Linked DNA regions of Homo sapiens: region 1 is linked to region 2. The links are chromatin contacts, found by Hi-C in ENCODE. All regions are on one chromosome and are shown on one strand. The core of a region is the stretch at or near the end of the contact, and the rest is flanking DNA. Distances in the headings are between cores, read along the strand shown.

Region 1 (5,982 bases), core at 108-2,607, 730 kb before region 2:
TGCTTGGTGCTGTCCATATCCCATGTGGAATTCTGTGTCCAGTTCTGGGAGCCCCTTTAAAAGGGATGCTGCTAGCCTGCACCATGTCCACAGAAGGTGATGGAGGTACAGAAATCATGCAGCATGAGGAAACTTAGCTGTAAGAAAGGAGACCTGGGACCATGTGGGTGCTGTGCCCACCCTCTTGACAGCATCCCTGTTGTGGGAGCAGATGTGGCAGACCCTGAAAGTCGGGAGGAGAGGAAAAGAGGTGCTCTGAGGAGGCTGATTTTGGCTGGGGGTGAAGAGGAGCTTTCCTGCAATTGCAGCAAATTTATGGAGCGATGGTCTCTACTGCCATGGAAATAACTAGCAGAGGCTTTCACTCTTTTGGACTCTTAACTACAGGAGGAACTACTACATTTTTCTGTAATCCTGTGCACACTTAGGAAAAGTTGAAGTAGCTTTCCCAAAATTACTTATCCTTTGAGATTATTGCTTAGATAGTTTCTATGTTTTGTTTGTTTCTTAATGCTGTTGGGATCCACTAAATTGATTTCAGAATCTGCTAATGGTCCAGGCTGCAGTTGGAAACCCCTGGTCTCAGCAGAGCTGAACTCCACCCGTGGAGATGTTAGGAGCCAGGAGGATTAGGGGTGGGTGCCTCTGGGCTTCCACTCCAGTCTTAGGGGTTCCCTTCCCCTGCCGGGTCACGTGCAGGTTGTGAAGGTTTTACCTCCTCAGCAGTACATTAAATCCTATTATCCCACTTAAGCTAATCTTGCCCTTCCCCCACCCGAGGGCTTCGCGTGGACAGAATATTAAGCGGACAAGCCCGCAGGGTGCCTAGACTAAGTGCTGAGCTTGTAGTGAATGCCCAGCCATGACTTGCAGTGGATTGACCTGTGCAAAAATTGGACTCTCAAGCTGCTAGCCCCAGTGTCAGCACGAGCTCGGCCGAGTTCATTTGGTCGCAGGAACAAGGGGGTCGCCAGGAGCAAGAGCGGAGGGGGCGCCTAAAGGGAGGAGACCAAGGCCTAATCACCATCCGCCCCCTAACTCCCTAGGCGCATAGCGGGGACGCAGCGTGTCCCCAAACCAACGCCACTAGCAGAGGGTCCCAGAGGAGCCGGAAGGGGCCAGGGCCTGGGCGGCGGTGGGAGGGTCTGAGCAGTGGGGGCGGGGAGCTGGGGGTCGGCTTTCGTCCGCGTCCCAGCGCTCCGGCGGCCGCCGGGGCTACTGATCCCGGGCTTGGCCCCTGCGGCAGCGCCCCGAGCTGCCGCCCCTCGCGCTGCCAGCGCCCGGGAAGGAGGAAGGGGGAAGGGGGCGGGCCGGCCGGGCTCACGGCCGACTTCCTCCTTCAGCCCCGCCCTCCGCCGCTTGCGGGTGAGCTCTGCCCAAGCCGAGGCTGCGGGGCCGGCGCCGGCGGGAGGACTGCGGTGCCCCGCGGAGGGGCTGAGTTTGCCAGGGCCCACTTGACCCTGTTTCCCACCTCCCGCCCCCCAGGTCCGGAGGCGGGGGCCCCCGGGGCGACTCGGGGGCGGACCGCGGGGCGGAGCTGCCGCCCGTGAGTCCGGCCGAGCCACCTGAGCCCGAGCCGCGGGACACCGTCGCTCCTGCTCTCCGAATGCTGCGCACCGCGATGGGCCTGAGGAGCTGGCTCGCCGCCCCATGGGGCGCGCTGCCGCCTCGGCCACCGCTGCTGCTGCTCCTGCTGCTGCTGCTCCTGCTGCAGCCGCCGCCTCCGACCTGGGCGCTCAGCCCCCGGATCAGCCTGCCTCTGGGTGAGTGCCGGGGACCCGGGGACGCGGGCCGGGGGAAGGAAGGCTGCCGGGGACGTGCCTCGTGCGGAGGTGGCCGTGACAAAGGACCAAGGAGGGGACCTGTCGGAGGCACGGGATCCATTAGGACCCCTTCTTTTTTCAAGGCGCTGCGCGGAGGGAGGGAGAGGAGAGGGGAGCTGTGGGGCCGCTGGCCCCTTTCTTCAGTTTTCTTTCTGCGTAGGGATGGGGTCTAGCCCGCTCTGTCGTCCCCCCTAGTTCCCTTAGGAGGATGCACTTTCGGCGGGGTCCGCCTGCCCATCTACTTGTCTTTGATGCTGACCAGAGCCGACCGCGGTGCCGCCCCCGAGGGCGGCTCGGGGTAGAGGGAGGCCACTGCTTGCAGTCCTATAAACACTGGGGTTCTGGTATTCCCAGCAAGTCGCAGCAGGGCCGGGAGCTGTGGTGGGCGGGCAGGCGCCCGATCCTCCCTCTCCGCCCCTCCATCCCTGGCTTGCCAGTGCAGCCCCAAGCCCCAGCATGGAGAGACCTCCAGGCCCTGGGAGCGACCAGACTGCGGATGGGGGCAGCTCTGGGCGCTGACATTCCCAAGTCCTGGGAGCGAACAGACTGCGGATGGGGGCAGCTCTGGGCGCTGACATTCCCAAGTCCTGGGCGCGACCCCTCCTCAGAGTGACCTGGGAGTAGCATCCTGGTTGGCTGGGTTCCTTTCCTGGTCCTCACATCTGCTTCTGTGGCCACCTCCTGTTTCAGCCCTCCGCCCTTCCCTCTCCTTTTCCCTTCCATCCGGTTGCTTCTCCAGCTCTTCTTGGGGCACTTGGGCTTTAGATTCAGAGGGTCCTGGATCCCAAGCCCATTTCTTCCACTGGGCAAGTAAGTGCCTTCTGCTCCCAGTGCCCCACCTTTCTCATCTGCAAAATAGGCAGTCGTAGGTGCCTTGCAAGGTGTGTTACTCGGGTATGAAGTTTATAAGTGCCCAACAGATGTATCCGCAAGCCCTTTAACTTGTTGGTTGTCATATTGTATGACTTGGAATAAAGCATGTATGAATTAGAGGTTACAGACTGAAACTGTCCCAGACTTCCATCTCCTCACAGCATCCCCACCTCTAAAAGCATCCTGTTTACAAAGGGAAATAGTAGAATCAGCACTTAAATTAAGGCAGGGCCCTAGCGGCTTCAAGTAACCCTACCTGAACCCCTGTCTGAAATACTGCAGATGACCTGGGTTCAAATGCTACCTCAGCCACTTAGTAACCATGTGACCTTGAGCAGGCTACTTAAAGTTTCTGGGTCTTGATTTCTTCATCTGTAAAACAGGTATAATAACAGAACCTACCTCAAGGTAGTGAGGATTAAATCAGCTCGTGTTTGAAAAGTCGTTAGGACAGGGCCTGGTACGGGAACCGCTGAATGAGTGTTACTCAGCTCAGAGTTTACTTCTGTACATCTTGCCCAGATCTGGGGTGATTCTGCCTGGGGTTAGGACAGGGTTGGGGTGTTAGTTTGACTGTAGCCCCTTGGGTGCTTCAGCTTGTGAAGTCAGGATGAACAGGTGTAACCAGCCCCAGGCCTGCTGTCTTGCTACTTCTGTTGTGGCCACAACTCCCTTTGCCCTCAGACCCTCTCATTTTTGGGAGAAGGCAGGGTGAGATGGGGGCAGATGCTCCAATGGACTCCACTTATGGCCTTGGGAAAGCTGGGCCAGCTCATGGGACCATGTCAAAAGACGGTAGGTTTCATGTCCAACTCTGGAACTGGATGGGACAATCACAGGGTAGCTAGAAGGCAAAACTGGAGAGCAGCGAGGGGAATCGAGGGGACCTGCTTCCCGAGGAGCAGCTAGAATACTTGGTTATTATTACCAATGCAGCTGCAGGACCTGGTCCACTTCTACAAGCCCGTGACTGTTCCCAGGCTTCTGTCACGCACCAGCATTCACCTGTCAGGGCTGCCGTAGGTGGGCTTGCATTTTGTGCATTGTACCAAGGTGCCCAGCTGAGGGTTGAGAGGACCTGAAATGCAGTCCACACTCAGCTCTCCAACCTAAGAGTCCTGGAGCAAAAGACCCCTTCTGCTATGTTCTTGGGGCTAGGTCTGCCCGGAGTGGCCCATTTTTCCAGTCCCACCAAAGCCCTGGAATAGTGTAGTGGCACCTAGCTACCTGAACTTGTGAGCACGTATCTATAGTCGACTGAGTTGCCACTATACCCTGGAGTGCCCCCTCTCTGGGCTTCCTCCTGGCCCTCATACCCACCTCCTACTCTTACCTACGTGCAGGTCCTAGGGCTGGCTGGGAGTCCGAGAGGGGAATGCCCTGGTAACTGAACAGGCTCACCCTTGAGTGTGGCCTAAGGCGGTTTCCTGCCTCATCCCAGGGGGCTCATTAGATGTTCCTGGCAGTGTGCCCATCCTGGGCAGGCTCGTGGTGACCATGGGACGCCGGGCCCAGGGCCCTAGTGCCCTCCCTTGCATGCATCTTAGGAGAAAGAGTCATGGAACTGGATATTACACACCCCTCTTTCCTCCTGCCACTCACTCCTCTACTGAATTCCCACCCATGCCCCGTAAGGACCCAGATGCCTAGGGACAGTGGGGCTATGTCTGTGGTTTAAAACAAAATCCCTTGAAGTGGAGCGTCCAGCTTGCCCTGCATCTGGGGTCCTTCATAGGGAACCCTAATTATTGTTGATGAACAGCACATTCCTGGGGTGCTTAAGATGCAGGGAGCCGATTTGTGGCCTCGCCCAGTGGCCAGTAGGGAGAGGAGGATGAGGGGACAGCCACTGGGGGCTCCACAGTCAGCTGGAAATCTCTGAAAGGAACACTTCAAAGAAGTGTGTGGAATTTGGGTTCTCTTGCGTTGGAACTACCATGCAGAGCTCCAGGACCAAAGCCTCGGTCAGGAGCAGGAGTGGTGCTGAGTAGAAACAATGGCGCCCAGTGCTTCCCAGCCTGGCCACGTGGGGAGAAACAAAACACGCCTCCTCTCATGGCCCTCCAAAGTCTTTTTGGGCCACCTTATTTGGACACTTAATGGGAGTTATTATTATTGTTATTTTGAGATGGAGTTTCGCTCTGTCTCCCAGGCTGGAGTACAGTGATGCCATCTCCGCTCACTGCAGCCTCCACCTCCCAAGTTCAAGTGATTCTCCTGCCTCAGCCTCTCGAGCAGCTGAGACTACAGGTGCCCGCCACCATGCTTAGCTAATTTTTGTATTTTTGTAGAGATGGGATTTCACCATGTTGTCCAGGCTGGTCTCGAACTTCTGACCTTAGGTGATCTGCCCATCTTGGCCTCCCAAAGTGCTGGGATTACAGGCATGAGCCACCACATCCGGCCTTAAAGGGAGTTATTAATTCCCTCCTGCCCCAGAAGTGCCGGGCGGGAAAGCTCTGGACGCAGTATTTCTGAAGCAGATTGGACAGAAATCTGCAGGCCTGCAAACTGCAGTCAACAAAACGCCATTGAGCAGAGAGAATGGAGCATTTGGCACAAATCAGCTGCTTGCCCTCTGGCCCTGGAGGAGGCAGCCAGGGTCAAGGCTGCCCTGGGAAGCCCTGATGCTGGTCGCTTGTTGAGCCCTCAGCCCGGTTACTGGCTTCCCTCCTTGACATGGTCTCAACTGGACATGAGCCTTTGTCCCCAGCTCTGTCCTATGGGCCAGCATCTCTTTGGCTCTGCAGAGGTGAGTGGAAGGCGCTCTAACTGCGGATGCTCAGAGCCTGGCTTTGTAAAGTAGCTTGCCACCCTTACTAACTGCACAACCTTGGGCAAGCTCCTGGCCTTCTCCAGGCCCATTTTCACATTAGCAAGAGAGGAATAATGGCCATCTTCACAGTGTTCTGAGAGGATTACATGAAATAATGTATGTAAAGTGTTTGGCATGGTGCCTGGCACATGCTGCATCCGTAGTAAAAAGGTAGCTTCTGCTCTGGTGTGCTAGAAACCCCCTGCCAGCCTTGCTTGGTGAGGTTATTTGCATCCATTTTTGTGCACACTGGTGGTATGCAGGCCCTCTGCTAGGTGCCAAGCCTTGTCAGGCTTAGTGCCTGCCCTGGTAGAAAAGACAAAGCAAGGCCCCCAGGAGCTGATTGGAGGTCATTACCAGGGGTCCTGCTTAATTATAGCCCAGTTATTAAGTGCTCCTGATTCAGCCTTTTCAAAGTCCTCCTTTGCCTGAAGAACCTCCTCTGCATGGGGCTGGACCATGCCTCTCCCT
Region 2 (5,943 bases), core at 23-2,522:
ACCAGGACAGAGGTGGTAGTGAACTCTCATGGGCATCCAGAGAAGGTCAGGCCCCTTGCTGACAGGCCTATCTGTGGGGCTACTGCTGCTCTTCAGCTGGGTGACCCTTGTCCAGCCAACCTCTCTCTCAGGTACAGCACTTACCCCTGTGGCCCACCTGCCTCTGGTGCTATGGGCTATTCCTGGGAACTGGAACTGATGGGGATGGGTGGAAGGGCATCTTTTCTTCTGGTAGGGGCTGATCTCTTTTACTCTCCAGTAGGGGTGGAGTGAGCTGTGGAAAGGCCCCTCCTGCTTGTCTCTAGCACCCCCACCTCTCTCTTCAGCTCTGGTCCACCACCCTCACTTGTGCCAGACCACCCGGGATGTCCATGGCCGTCACTACCCTGGTTTCTTTTGCCCTCGTCTGTCTGATTCTCCAGAGGAAGCCTACTGCTGCCACCTGCAGGCTGCAGGGGGCTCCTGCTGCACCCGGGCTGAATTTGAGGCCCTGTACCAAGTCAATCTGTCCGCTCTTCCGCCCCCGCCCATCCTCAGGTGAGATCTCCAACCCCAGAGCCACTGGAACATCGACAGGGTGTTCCAGTATCTGGGGCTCTGTTCCTAAATTATGGGGTGGTAGGCTTGTAACTTACAGACTAGTGAAGGGACAGACCGCAACAGAAAATCATGTAGATCATGATTACAATTACAAAGGAGAAGTTCAGGGGGCTGTGCAAGCTGGTAATGGGGAGCCATCCTGAATCTGCCCATGGGTGGCTCTAGGATGAGCTCCTAAATTCGTATGCAAATGTGTGTATGTAAGACGACACTTATTTGGGGAGGGAGTCCTGAGCTTTCTCCGGACTCCCAGGGATTCTGTACCCCCCACAGAGCGCAGCAGCGAGAGCGCGGTCGGGGCCGGGATCCAGATACTTTTTCTCTCCCGCAGGGGCCCAGGCCCGCTCCTAGTGCTGGGCCTCTACAACCTACTGGTTGTGACCCTGATGACCGTAGACCTCGTGCACTTCTGCTGCGGTCGGGGCCGGAGTCTGGGCTGGAGCCACCGCAGGCCTCCCTCTGGGTCCTCCGCCGCGAGCTCCCTGCAGGTCTCTGCGGGGACAGCTTAGGTGCGCCCGGAGCTTGCCTGCACCTGCGATCCAGAGCCAAGCGCCCCGCCCCTGCCCGGGCGCGCTCCCTCCTTAGCCCTGCCCCTCTCTGACCCCACCTCCGACGCAAGAGTGGGGCGGGGCAGCTGCCGGTGGCGTCCCGAACCCAGACTCGCCCCGCCCCAGAGACTGCGCCTGCGCGGGCACGAGACAACCTCTCCGCGATGACTGTGAGTGGTCCAGGGACCCCCGAGCCCCGGCCGGCCACCCCCGGGGTGCGTACCCAACCCCCGCGCCATCACCCCTTCGCACCCGCCCTGACCATCCCTGGCCTCCTTCTCCCCATCCATGAGGCTCGCCCCGATCCCTCCTCTCCTCTCCCCTTAGCTCCCGGGCTCTGCCCCGAACCCCCTCCGACGTTTCCGCCCCCTTTCTCTCTACAGGCCAGCTCAGTGGAGCAGCTGCGGAAGGAGGGCAATGAGCTGTTCAAATGTGGAGACTACGGGGGCGCCCTGGCGGCCTACACTCAGGCCCTGGGTCTGGACGCGACGCCCCAGGACCAGGCCGTTCTGCACCGGAACCGGGCCGCCTGCCACCTCAAGCTGGTGAGGGAGCCTGGCGCTCTTCCCCTCGCCCGCCCGGGCCCCGGTTCGCCCATCTAAGCTGATGCTTGGGCCCCAGCTGGACATTCACGCTCCCAGGCCATCCCCGCTTGCCAGATGTTTTTTGCACCTCAGGGTGGTGGGGGATCGGGTGACCTTGGAGAGCGAGAGTACCCCTGCTGCCTGGTTAGTGCCCCGAGAGGGAGATGACCATTCCTTCAGGCTCCTGTCTTTCTCTTACAGGAAGATTACGACAAAGCAGAAACAGAGGCATCCAAAGGTAGGGGAATGGTGGGCCCTGGTGTGGAGCTGTAGGGCTTCTGTGGTGGGCAAGGACTCTGGGACCGCTGCACCGTCACATTCTCCTCCTTTGGCCCCAGAGACACATCTGCCTTCTTTCTTTCCCACTGCCTCGGGCCTTTCCTTTTCTGCAGCTACCCTCACCTTTTCTGAGGCTGAAGCACCGAGCCCCACATTCGTCCCCCCCACCTTCTTCTGGCCTTTCCTCGAGATCTTTCCCTACTGCTCTTGCCTGGAGACAGTGGCCTCATGGGTGCTGACAGCGCTCCTGTTTGTGCTCAGCCATTGAAAAGGATGGTGGGGATGTCAAAGCACTCTACCGGCGGAGCCAAGCCCTAGAGAAGCTGGGCCGCCTGGACCAGGCTGTCCTTGACCTGCAGAGATGTGTGAGCTTGGAGCCCAAGAACAAAGTTTTCCAGGAGGCCTTGCGGAACATCGGGGGCCAGATTCAGGAGAAGGTATGTGAGTGACCCAGAGAGGTGGAAGCATTGACTGGTGGTGAAGGGGTCTGGGCCAGGGGTGTAGACACAGTTCTCCAGACGAGATCCCGGTGGCAAGTGAACCTTGCCTGTGGCCAGGGAAAAGCAAATTAAGATGACAGCACATTACTGTTGATTTGGAGGTCTGTCTGGCAGATATTTAAAAGTTTGTACACTTTTCGAGAAGGAGAGAGGCAGACACATCAGTGGTGAGGCTGGGGGCCAAGGGCTCTCTGATGACTGCTGGAGGGGTATAAATTGGTACAGCTCTTTTCGAGAGTACTTTAGCATATCTATTCAATTTCAAATGAGCGTATCTTGTGATCCCATATGTTTACTTCTTGCTGTTTCTCTCAGAGAAACCTTGTCCACGTGCACAAGTAGACATGTGTATGTTTATTTCAGCCTTTTTTGTAGTAAGAAAAACTTGGAACTTGCCTGAATGCCCAGCCATAGAGGAATGGCTGAATAAATGGGTAATGTCCTTACTACAGACTCTTATATAGTTACTGAGAATAGGTAGATACACACATATTGAAATGGGAAGCTCTGGGACACTTGTTGAATGAACAAAGCAAAATAGGCAGGGCATGGTGGTTCATGCCTGTAATCCCAGTGCTTTTGGAGGCCAAGATGGGATGATCACTGGAGGCCAGGAGTTTGAGACCAGCCTGGGCAACATAGTGAGACCCTGTTGCTACCAAAACCTAAAAAGTTAGCTGGGTGTGGTGGCACACCCTTGTAGTCCCAGCTACCTGTGAGGCTGAGGCAGGAGAGTCCTTTGAGCCCTGGATTTTGCAGTTACAGTGAGCTATGATCGTGCCACTGCACTCCAGCCTGGCTGACAGAGTGAGGCCCTGTCTCTTTCAAAAAAGAAAAGAAGAAGAAAAATATACAATAACACATATAGTATAATATCATTTATGTTAATGATCCCCTACATAGCAAAACAATGCTATATTTTTTCTGTGGGTACACTTGGGTATGTAAATACAAAGGAAAATAATTGTTTTTTTTTTTTTTGAGACGGAGTCTTGCTCTGTCGCCCACACTGGAGTGCAGTGGTGCGAACTTGGCTCACTGCAACCTCTGCCTCCCAGGTTCAAGTGAGTCTCCTGCCTCAGTCCCCCAGGTAGCTGGGACTACAGGGGCCTGCCACCACGCCCGGCTAATTTTTTGTATTTTTAGTAGAGATGCGGTTTCACTGTGTTGGCCAGGATGGTCTGGAGCTCCTGACCTTGTGATCTGCCTGCCTCGGCCTCCCAAAGTGCTGGGATTACATGTGTGAGCCACTGCACCCAGCCGAAAATATTTTATTTTTTAAATTTATTTTTATTTTTATTTATTTATGTATTTTGAGACGGGGTCTCACTCTGTCACCCATGCTGGAGTACAACCTCTTCCTCCCGGGCTCAAGCAGTCCTCCCACTTCAGCCTCCCAAGTAGCTGGGACAAATGCATGTCACCACGCTCGCCTAATTTTTATATTTTTTGTAGAGACAGGGTTTTACTGTGTTGCCCAGGTGGCTGGTCTTGAACTCCTAGGCTCAAGGGATCTACTCACCTCAGCCTCCCAACTGGCTGGGATAACAGGCGTGAGCCATGGCACTGGGCCAAATATGCATTTTTGTTTCTTTATTTTTTCAGGAAAATATTTTAAAAGATATACATCAAAATGATAACACGGTGACCCCTGGGGAAAGGAATGGGATTGAGAGGGCTTTCCAAAGGAGACTGCATCACCTGTTCATATTTTTTTAATAAAGAGAAATTGTGTAAAATACGTATATTTTTAAATTAGGAGAAAAGAATCTAAAGACCATTATGAGCTACAACCAAGCTCAAATTCGCCAGATAATTTGACGTTAAAATGCTGACACAGTGGAAGCAGATAACATGATGGCAGACACCTCACTGAAATGTTGAAGCCTGGGAAAGCAAATAGGTTTCCTCTCTCAATGCCAACTCTGATTGGCAGTGGCTGCCCAGAGTCCTATGTTGAGAAGAATTAGGAAGCAGATTGCCTGAGCCAAGCAGGGGAACGTGCCATGACTGGTTAGTCATGGCTGCCATGGATGCAAGAGAGGAAGGCGGGTGGTCCACATGCTAGGCTTGTGCCACCATCTATGCCCAGGACTCTGGGGGGTGGGGGAGTAGGCCTAGGATGATCTTCCCCATTCAGATTATTTATTTATTTATTTATTTGTTTGTTTTGAGACAGTCTTATCCTGTCACCCAGGCTGGAGTGCAGTGGATCTCTGCTGACTGCAACCTCCACCTCCCAGATTCAAGCGATTCTCCTGCTTCAGCCTCCCGAGTAGCTGGGATTACAGGCACCCGCCACCACACCTGGCTAATTTTTATATTTTTAGTAGAGACGGGGTTTCACCATGTTGGCCAGGCTGGTCTCAAACTCCTGACCTCAGGTGATCTGCCCACCTCGGCCTCCCAAAGTGTTGGGATTACAGGCGTGAGCCACCGTGCCTGGCTTCAGATTTTATTTATTTATTTTTTTGAGACAGAGTTTCACAGTTATTGCCCAGGTTAGAGTGCAGTGGCGTGATCTCGGCTCACTGCAACTTCCGCATCTTGGGTTCAAGTGATTCTCCTGCCTCAGCCTCCCGAGTAGCTGGGATTACCGGCATCTGCCACCACGCCCGGCTAATTTTTTGTATTTTTAGTAGAGATGGGGTTTCACCTTGTTGGCCAGGCTAGTCTTGAACTCCTGACCTCAGGTGATCCACCTGCCTTGGCCTCCTAAAGTTTTGGGATTACAGGCGGGAGCCACTGCGCCCAGCTCAGATTATTTTTAAAACAGTGAAAAGAGAATTCTGGAGCTAAAGGAAGTGTTAGCAACTACCTCACGATCTGCCAGCTCCCTGGCAGGAGGTATAAATGCTGAGTTCAGTGCCATGGGAAGCCCATTCACGCTGCCACAATGTAGATGGCACCACTGGGAGTGGGTTGCCTCGTAGCTGACAGGATACCTCCCCTCCGAAAAGGCACTCCAGCATCGGCGCAGCCCCTGCTGCCCAAGCAGGAAATAGCTCAGAAAGAAAAACAGGTGCGGGAAATTTAGGAGGCACTGCCAGGCAAGTCTCTTCCTGCCCAGGGTAGCTAGGTGCTAGCCCTGAGCCTGGACATCTTTACTGTGCCTCCCAGAGTGAGGAGCTGGAGACAAATGAATAGGGAGTGTGATGTCTCTGGCCAAGAGCCGTGATTTGTTCCATGCTTTGTTGGTTTGTCTAGGTGCGATACATGTCCTCGACGGATGCCAAAGTGGAACAGATGTTTCAGATACTGTTGGACCCAGAAGAGAAGGGCACTGAGAAAAAGCAAAAGGTATAGGCCCTGGGCTGAGTCAGTGAGTGAGCTCCCACTAGAGCCACCCATCCATAGGCCCCCGAAGCCACTGCTGCCTTGCTCTGCCGCTCCTCCAATCGTGCAGCTGGGCTCACGGGGCCTGGATGGGAG

Evidence for each region. A loop is a pair of places that touch in the nucleus more often than their neighbours do. Pooled maps may share reads with other maps.
Region 1: a pooled map shows a loop between it and region 2 (3-fold over the local background). The contact joins the promoter of SEMA4B here to the promoter of UNC45A in region 2. A Hi-C loop is called at or near these places in 1 of 168 maps with a recorded cell type or tissue (B cell), 2 of 37 single-sample maps with no recorded cell type and 2 of 50 pooled maps.

What each region holds. Positions count from the first base shown.
Region 1 is chr15:90,199,973-90,205,954 of GRCh38, forward strand. SEMA4B (semaphorin 4B) reads left to right here and starts at 1,358. Exons shown (of 14, transcript NM_198925.4): 1 at 1,358-1,763. The coding sequence starts at 1,607. RefSeq lists an enhancer at 906-1,877 and a silencer at 1,050-1,809.
Region 2 is chr15:90,934,013-90,939,955 of GRCh38, forward strand. UNC45A (unc-45 myosin chaperone A) reads left to right here and starts at 1,273. Exons shown (of 20, transcript NM_018671.5): 1 at 1,273-1,363; 2 at 1,532-1,693; 3 at 1,934-1,970; 4 at 2,273-2,448; 5 at 5,719-5,811. The coding sequence starts at 1,313. RefSeq lists an enhancer at 359-458 and a silencer at 1,089-1,488.